Regions from separate parts of the Homo sapiens genome. Here regions 1 and 3 are each linked to region 2. The links are chromatin contacts, found by Hi-C or POLR2A ChIA-PET in ENCODE. All regions are on one chromosome and are shown on one strand. The core of a region is the stretch at or near the end of the contact, and the rest is flanking DNA. Distances in the headings are between cores, read along the strand shown. Region 1 overlaps BACH2 (BACH transcriptional regulator 2). Region 2 overlaps BACH2 (BACH transcriptional regulator 2). Region 3 overlaps BACH2 (BACH transcriptional regulator 2).

Evidence for each region. A loop is a pair of places that touch in the nucleus more often than their neighbours do. ChIA-PET counts read pairs that join two places held with the same protein, here RNA polymerase II (POLR2A). Pooled maps may share reads with other maps.
Region 1: a pooled map shows a loop between it and region 2 (6-fold over the local background). The contact joins two enhancer-like sites. A Hi-C loop is called at or near these places in 1 of 37 single-sample maps with no recorded cell type and 12 of 50 pooled maps. POLR2A ChIA-PET finds 5 or more read pairs at or near these places in 5 of 52 experiments (activated CD4-positive, alpha-beta T cell, activated CD4-positive, alpha-beta memory T cell, activated CD8-positive, alpha-beta T cell and 2 more).
Region 3: a map of naive thymus-derived CD4-positive, alpha-beta T cell shows a loop between it and region 2 (5-fold over the local background). The contact joins two enhancer-like sites. A Hi-C loop is called at or near these places in 1 of 168 maps with a recorded cell type or tissue (naive thymus-derived CD4-positive, alpha-beta T cell) and 9 of 50 pooled maps. POLR2A ChIA-PET finds 5 or more read pairs at or near these places in 4 of 52 experiments (activated CD4-positive, alpha-beta T cell, activated CD8-positive, alpha-beta T cell, activated T-cell and 1 more).

The regions. Positions count from the first base shown.
Region 1 is chr6:90,250,321-90,253,020 of GRCh38, reverse strand. BACH2 (BACH transcriptional regulator 2) reads left to right here. Exons shown (of 9, transcript NM_021813.4): 3 at 431-508. Among named protein-coding and RNA genes, the nearest start is that of BACH2, 45 kb to the left of the region's middle. RefSeq lists an enhancer at 1,337-1,426. Within about 2 kb of position 1,405, at least 3 of the 41 ENCODE cell types and tissues checked have a DNase peak (open chromatin) inside an H3K27ac peak, as active enhancers do.
Region 2 is chr6:90,078,694-90,081,393 of GRCh38, reverse strand. All of the region lies in intron 5 of BACH2 (BACH transcriptional regulator 2), which reads left to right. Among named protein-coding and RNA genes, the nearest start is that of GJA10, 190 kb to the right of the region's middle. Within about 2 kb of position 1,358, at least 4 of the 41 ENCODE cell types and tissues checked have a DNase peak (open chromatin) inside an H3K27ac peak, as active enhancers do.
Region 3 is chr6:90,232,645-90,235,344 of GRCh38, reverse strand. All of the region lies in intron 3 of BACH2 (BACH transcriptional regulator 2), which reads left to right. Among named protein-coding and RNA genes, the nearest start is that of BACH2, 63 kb to the left of the region's middle. Within about 2 kb of position 1,269, at least 3 of the 41 ENCODE cell types and tissues checked have a DNase peak (open chromatin) inside an H3K27ac peak, as active enhancers do.

The DNA of each region.
Region 1 (2,700 bases), core at 156-2,655, 170 kb before region 2:
CGCCTGCTTTGGCCTCCCAAAGTGCTGGGATTATAGGCGTGAGCCACTGCACCTGGCCCTAAAGCTACTCTTTCTGAGCAGTTTGAGAGGGACTGTGGCTTATCTGGCCTTGAGAACAGTGTCTTTATTAATGCAGCCTAAGAGTACATTTTTGCAAACCCATCACACTGCCTGTATTGAATCAAGAGGCTGCTGGACCTCCATGTACTGACCATACAGGACCTCACATTTGAGCCTAGTAAACTTGACTATATTCATTTTGGTCTATTTTTAACCTTGTGAGAACTTTTGTAATCCTGTTTCTGGCATCCCTGGTGTTGTGTTTTTGTACCAATACAGCTTCTGGATCATTGTCTCAATCATTGATAAAAATGGGCAAATACAGACTTTCTGTCCAGAGTGATAATCATATCCATTACTTTTGCTTTAGATAAGAGTGTTGCTGTTGATCATCTTTGCCTGGGAAGTTGAATGATAAAGCCAGAAGAAAGCATGCTTTCTGATCATTGTAAGTTTTACTTTTAAGGAAAGAGACTAAAAAAATTTAGCAGGAAATTTAAATTTTATTAATATCATCTCATATACTTTAGAAGATCTAAAACTGTTAAAAGAAACAAAATGGTTTACACTGGAGCCTGGTTATAACCTTTCTTTGGTAGCCCATAGCTGTGGGGCCCATAGCTTTGGGGCCCAAAGCTCTCTTTGATTTGAGTCAGAGACCTTCCCATGTGCCCAGGAATTTTGATTATGGCAGGTGATATTATCAAGTCTTCATCAGATTTGGCTGGAGGGAAAAGCTGTCTGTCACCAAGTTGTGTGAATCTTTGTATTGCTAAAAAGGATACCCGGGCAGTCTTAAAACTGGTGCCTTATGTTATTTGAACTTTAAAATATTGTGATGTTCATGTTTGCTCAGGCTGGCTACTCCAGTTTTGTTACAACATAGTGCTGCTCAGACCATGGTTGAAAGTTTGATGCTAAAAAGCACAGTGTATTTGAGCATAGTCAATTCTAAAAAAAATTTTGTTTTCTTTCTTCCTTCCTTCTCCTTTCCTTTCTTCTTTCTGTCTTGAAATCTGTGGATTGAACTTTCCCACCCCTGGAAAAACAACTCAGAAAGTATATCATGTGTCATCACTATCATCTTCCTTTTATCAGTGCAGGTTTATAGAAAGTGTTCTCATATCATCCTGAATCATTTCTACAAACTATAAAACAAAATTAACTTTCCATTACAATCCTAACAATTGTAATAAATGCTCCTATTAGAAGCTTTTACTTCCATCCTGTGAAGTATATCATGCTGAGGGGAAAGTTGCATCTTCATTAGTCACCCATGACTTACTCCAGGTGTTACCCTCTAAGTTAGAAAGAGAGAGGGCAAAATACCCTGGTGACACATACGTTTTTTAAGGGAAAAAATTCTGAAAGCAAAAGGGTTCTCTCTTTTTTTAATATGACTAGCAAAAGAGTGTTGATTAAGATGTGTCAAGCAGGTGCTGGGTATGTGCTAAACTAATGGTTTTCAGAGTACTGAGTGGCTATTTTTAAATGTTTCTATATCATTCTCAGTTAAGCTGCTGGATGAAAAGTACAAAAGGCTAAAAATATTTACAGTTTCAGTAATGTCTGTTTTAAAAGAAACCATCCGCGTCTATGGCCACACCACCCTGAACGTGCCTGATCTTGTCTAAAAGAAACCATCCTGTGTGATTTTTCTTTATTTCCATTTGAAGGAAAAGAATATTATGGCTTACAGAGAAGTGGTTGAAAGCAGTTTGTTCAACACTGAGGTTTTTAGGAAAAAATGGCCATCAAAAGGACAGTAAGTTGGGTTACAAATCATCAGGATTAAAAAAAAAAAGTTGATTATTATTCCTTGTACTATATTATTATTACTATTTTTGTATTATTAACTGTAGTTCCAACTGAAAATAGTATTATCTTTGAAACTTTTTGTATGGAGTTAGGAGACAAGTTGCTGGTATCAGATTACTTGGGCCTATATCTCAGCTCTATCCCTTGGATATGTGATCCTGGATAAATTGTTTAACCTCTTTGTGCCTCAGTGTACCCATCTGTAAAACAGAATAATAATAGTGCCTTCCTGCTAAGGTTGTTGTGATTAAATGAGATGATGCTCTGCCTAACATGGTAAGTACTCAGTAAATGTTTGTTATGCTTATTTTTTTCATTTAAAAAAATTTTTGGTTAAATGAACACATTTATTCTCTTAACCATTTTTGAGTATATAACTCAGTAATATTAGCTATATTTACATTGTAGTGTAACAAATCTTTAGAATTTTTCATCTGGCAAAACTGAAATGTTTATTATGTTTTAAAAGCTCATTTTTCTTCAGAGTCAGTTACACAGCTGTGTGGACGTAACACAGGAATGCAAGCACCATTGGGGCAGGGAGTTTAGACTCTTCTGTTCACTGCTGTATCACAAGTGCCACAATCAGCATCTGGCCCATAACAGGGCTCAATCAATATCTGTCGAATGAATGAATGAATGAATGAATGAACAGTGAGGCTTCATTTGACAAACTACATGTGTGTTTGAAAATTATTTCTTAAATGGTAAATCCATTTTTATGAGTGATTTTAAGTATACATGGAAAGTTGACTCCTTTCGGAGGGTGAAGTGATTTCTAAAACAACTGTTTTGTAATTATTTAGCAGTTCTGGCTTTGGT
Region 2 (2,700 bases), core at 109-2,608:
GTACTTTGATCCTCCTTTGGAGAAGGAGATGCTAATGTGGATAATGAGAATTTGGTTCTTTATCTTTAGTTTCGATTTGGCCGCCTTCCTTCACTGAGTCACAGTGCTCACTTGTTTAGTGATGGGCATGTCATTTAAGCCTGAGACTGTCCCTCAGACTGTTTATGACATTGGATCTGAATTTCCCATTAGATGAACAGCCAGCATTTGTCATATAAATTCAAGAACACACTAAAAGTTTGTTGGCTTTGTAGTTGACATTGAGATTAACTTTCTCTAACCTAAACCAGTGAAAACTAAAATGCTCCTCACCACATAAAAGTTTTGCTTTCGCTGCGTTCAGACCCCTCCTACCTTGTCACAGCACAGTCATTTGGAGTCTGATTTGGGGGCGGTGTGGTTGTCTCAGTGGCGTATGACCCACTTTGTGTAATACTTAATTGCCTGTGTTTTTACAACACAAGTCAGAAGTTCTGGCGATAGTGGACTATCACCCAAAAAAGATTTTCTGAGACATCTCATCAGAGCTGCTCGAGTACCGCGCATGAAGACGGTGTTAGCTCTGCAGGGCATGTGCTAACTACCAGACGATGAAAGAACATTTCCTCTAGTTTCTGGATAATGAGCAGGCACACAGGTAAAGATGCCTTTCTCAGGGTTGACGCCTTTTGTTTCCTAATGATTCTGATGATTTTGTTGAACTAGACTTTTAAATATTAATTGTTACCTGCATATGTTTGCTGTTGTGGTTTGCAGAGGGCTCAGAGGAACAAGCATTTTAATTGGTATCCTGGGACTGTAATAACTTTTTATTAAAAGTCTGGAAAGATAGTAATCAAAAATAGACTCTCATCTCTATCTTCTCTGTGCCCCTGGCAAATATCCTCTTCATCAATTTTGTTTTTATTATTTGCCGTCAAGATGGTTATCTCTAAATATCAGATGCTTCAATCCACAGTGATAACCATGTGTGAATTAATGCTTGATAAGCTTCAGGTTATCAGGTGGAGAAGTGTGGTTAAGGCATACAGAAAGAAAAAATGCACAGAAGGAAAGGGATAGCAAGGGGATACTGTGCCTTGGTAAGCGTGGTGCCACCGCAGACTAAAAGCAGATATAAGTCAAGTGCTACTGACTTAAGTTTGGCAAAATCACTCCTCACAGCCCGCTCTGTTTTAGAAATGTTTATATTTCTGATATCACTTTTGTTAATTTGAAGAACTTTTAAAATACCATCATTGTTTCAAAACAAAATGTGGAAGGTGTGGATCACCTTCCTGAATTTACAGAAAAGTTTTTGGGTACATTTCTTTGCGGAAGATTGGCTGAGATGTGGTTCACGGCAGGGTGGTGCCCGTGCCTTGCGGATCACGTTGTCTGTACACTGACTGACATACCAACTTAGAGTCTTTGAAAATGCCCATTGGTAAGTCAACATTGTTTTCCCTGAAAGTCCTGAGACAGAAAAAAAAAAAAAATGAAAGTACAAACACTAACTGGAAAAAATGTCACACATTTTAGCCACTTTGCATCCCTTGTTAGGACAAACCCTGGTCTGGGTTTTTTTACATTTTGAAGTTGTGTGGTAGGTGGGGCAGTGTGGGTGGCCCAGAAAAAGTAGCGGTTAGAATAAGATTTTCCATTTATTGCCCTTTGTGCATGGCTAAAAATAAGAGTCATACAAATCAGAATATGTAGTGCAAGCAAAATCACTCTGTTAATTCTGATGACTGGTTTGCCCACATCTTTGCATCTGTCTGGTAAGTGGTATATTGGGAAATAATTTGTCTCTGTTTAAATAGCAAAAGGCAACCAAGTTTTTGCGTTGTGTGTCTACACATGATAGTTTATCAGCACTTTTCTCTTCCGAAGGAAGAAAGATCCAACTCATACATAAACAAATTGTGTTGATGGAAGGAAGAAAGAAGCGTGAAACCCTTGAATCTTTTTTAAAAAGGAATTGCCTTATTTGAAATGCAGTTTTACAACATCCATCTTCTTGGCTTATTGTTAGAAAGTTATTTCTTGTAAACTCATAGCACAGCAAGGAAAGGATATCTTAATGGTGTTGCCCTAGAGATTGGAAAACTTTTTGTGTGTTTGGTTGGAGGAGGGAGAAGGGACAAGGATGAGCACACGCCTGCCCTGTAGTATCTTCTGTAGACACAGATGTTGGAGGGACAGTTAACCAAGTAAAAACTCCCCTGCATCTGGCTGCTGAGTCGAATGCAACCACAGTAAGTGATAACGTGTCCGTTTGTGGCTAGAAGAAACACCAAAGAGAGGCGGCGCCAGCATTCACAGGGAAATTTGTGCCTTCGCAATCCCATTGATGGTGCTGTCCCATTCCACTGACTGAGTGGTTGTGGCATTTCCAAAGAATGAGAATGTCTGCAAGTGTTCTGAGCCTTTCAGTCTGATGAGCTTTGTAAAATGGATGAGTCAAGAGGGCAGTTCCAGAAGATTCTGAAAAATGAAGACTGCAAATCACATTTTTCTTTGGCATCCCCAACTGTGGCAGACAGTGTGGCACAGTGGTTACAATGAGTTGAGAGCTTTAGGAGGAAAAAAAGACTCCGGATCAAATCTTAGCTTAGCTACTTGTTGACCTTGATCTGTTAACCTCTCCTAGGCCTGGGTGTCTTTATTTGAAAATGGGAACAGAAGTAGTACTGCCTGCCTGAATGAGAGGGTGGTTGT
Region 3 (2,700 bases), core at 20-2,519, 150 kb before region 2:
TTTTTACAGACTGGGAAACCGAGAGCAAAGATGTTAAGTGATTTATCTCTGTTCTAAGGGGTGCTGGAATTTGAACCCATGCAGATGGACTCAATACCTTTGCTTTTAACCACACACTAATCTTCCTTTCTATGAATGCAACCAGCATTTCTTGTGTTTGCTTTGTGTGACTTCGTTTAATGCTCCTAGCAACTTCTGCAAATTAGGTGTTAAATCTCTTTTGCTTGCAGCCGAAAAAAGGTCTTGGTTTTTTGGTTACAAGCAACGGACTAAAGCAAAAAAGATTTTACCATGTCTTATACCTGAGCTATCTTTAGGTCAGGTTGCTGACTATGATGATGGGTGCCCCAGTTGGTATGGGGAGGGGCAACTTTTCACAAAGGAAGGGGAGCCAATGATGGAGAAACAAAATCACATGAAGAAATGGAAGTTTAAATGACTTGCCCAAGGTCACCCAGCTAGTGAGTGCCAAAGGTGGGATTTGGCCCTAGGCTGCCTCTAGCACCATCTGGGTTCACTCTGATTTGAGTGGACCCTTTGCAAACTGTACATCCTGCTGCTGCTGTTCTTTCATCAGCAGGTTATGCTATCATAACCATAACATGTATCATTTTCTTTATTCCATTCTGGTTCTAAGAATACACTGTGACCACCTTCTTTGAACCTGGCTGTTTCCCAAATGTAGTGCACATTGTTTTATTTAATTCTAAACTATCTTTTAGGATAGTTGTATAAACAGTTTAGTTCATCTAAAATTTTAACTAAAATTTGTACTGCTTTCCACTTCTGAAAGTGACCTTTTTTTCTGACCTGGCTGCAAATTCTGGAGAAGGCTTGACTGAAGCTCTGTGAGCAGACCAGAGCTTTTTCAGGCTAAGGTTTATACAAAACATTGACCTTCATGGAAATTCTGGTTCTTGATCACTTGGGTAAGCAAGTAAGTTCATGGGAATGCCCATCTATTCACTGTCAACTCACAGCCCTACTGTACAGGTCCTTGCTGGGGAGCATGCTCTCTGGAAAGTGGCTTATACTTTGCACTTCTGAATCTGTTTGTGAGGAAATGACAGTATTTTTCCGCACTTGCACCACCGACTGAAGCGCTGATCCTTGATGTGTTTAGTTTTTACCTGTGCTCATCTCTACATCAAAAACAGAGGAAGCCACAGGAAATTGCTGCCTGTATTTCCAGGAAACTTAACTACATCATCGGCTCCCCAATCCGCACAGCCCAGAAGACCCTGATGCTGGCCTCAGTGTTGCTGATGTGGGTGGTGATAAGGGGCCGAGAGTGTTCTCATCCTGTGGCTCTGCCAGTGAAAGCCTAGAAGAGATGAAGCACTCTTCAGACTAACAGGAAAACCCTGAGTCTGGTTCTATAAGCACTTAGTCTCTGAACATGCCGACAGTGAGGGTGAAGTGAGGGATAATTCTATCCCAAGGCTAGTGGTCCTCTTTCTTTCTGCTCAGGTGTGCTATCTTGTCCCTGGTCCATAGGGCCGTGGCTGGCATTCTCTCTGATCGCAGAAAATTGAAATGATCCTGGGAAAATTGTCACATGAGCCTGTGGATGGGGTCAGGAGAGATAAAGACCATAGGATTTACACTGGCCACCAGCAGTTCCTCAAAGAATTATAATAACATAATTGTAATACCAATCGCTGATATTTATTGAGCATTGACTTTGGTGTGCCAGGCATTTTGTCGAGGACCCTATGAGCATTAATGTAATCCTCACATAAACCCCAAAAGGGACTCTTTATTATTCCCAATTGTCAGGCGAGGTACCTGAGACTCATAGAGTTTGATACCTTGTCCAGGGTCATATAGCCATTAAAGGATGCAAAACTTGAACCTAAATCTGTGTCATTCTAAGCCAGCACTATACATAGTCAAGTAGGTTTTACTGGAGGGTGGAGTGGGGCTGGCAGCCTGTGTGCACAGGCAGACGGAAGCAGACAAGATCCATCCAAGGCAGGCTGAAGACTTATACCCAGAGAAGGCTTTGGTGTACATCTGCCAAAGTGATATTCTCATGTAGAAGAAAGGATTGGGTGATAGTCCAATAAATACTTTACCACAGGGAACTTATGTGTCTTCTGGGGTCTGGCCAAAGTCATGAGTGCAAGCTCCCAAATAAAAAAAAGGTGGCTTCTCACCTCCTCATGATCCCAGCTTCCTAGCATAGCACTCTTCTCTATTTTAGCTTATCAATTCCAAATGTGATTGAAACAAGTATGAGAAATTGATGTTGCTTCAGCTTCTCTGTGAACTGAAACAAATTCTTGTTGAAACATGATATCTCCTGCCTCATGGATCAAAGAGGGATGGTCTGGAAGAGAAGCCCCCATAAATATTTGAGGCTTAATGAAGGCTATCTGTTGAATAATACACCTGTATTATTGTAAAAAGTTTTAATTTGGCCTCAGAGATACTCCCCACTAAAGCAGACAACAAAAAAGTGAGAAAATGAGGCTAGGAATTAATAAAAGATGTCAAGAAAGACCATTTAAGGACTTCTTAGAGACAGGCCATAAATGTGGTTTTGAACTTTTTGGCAGCTATTATGAAGACGGAAAGAGAAGTGTCATGGGAATCAATTTTCAAAACTTAAAAGTTCTCTTAAAATTCTAGCAGAAAAATAGTTTGCAGCTCTACACAGGTATTGGCTAGCATTAGTTTAAAGTGGTTGACATGCAG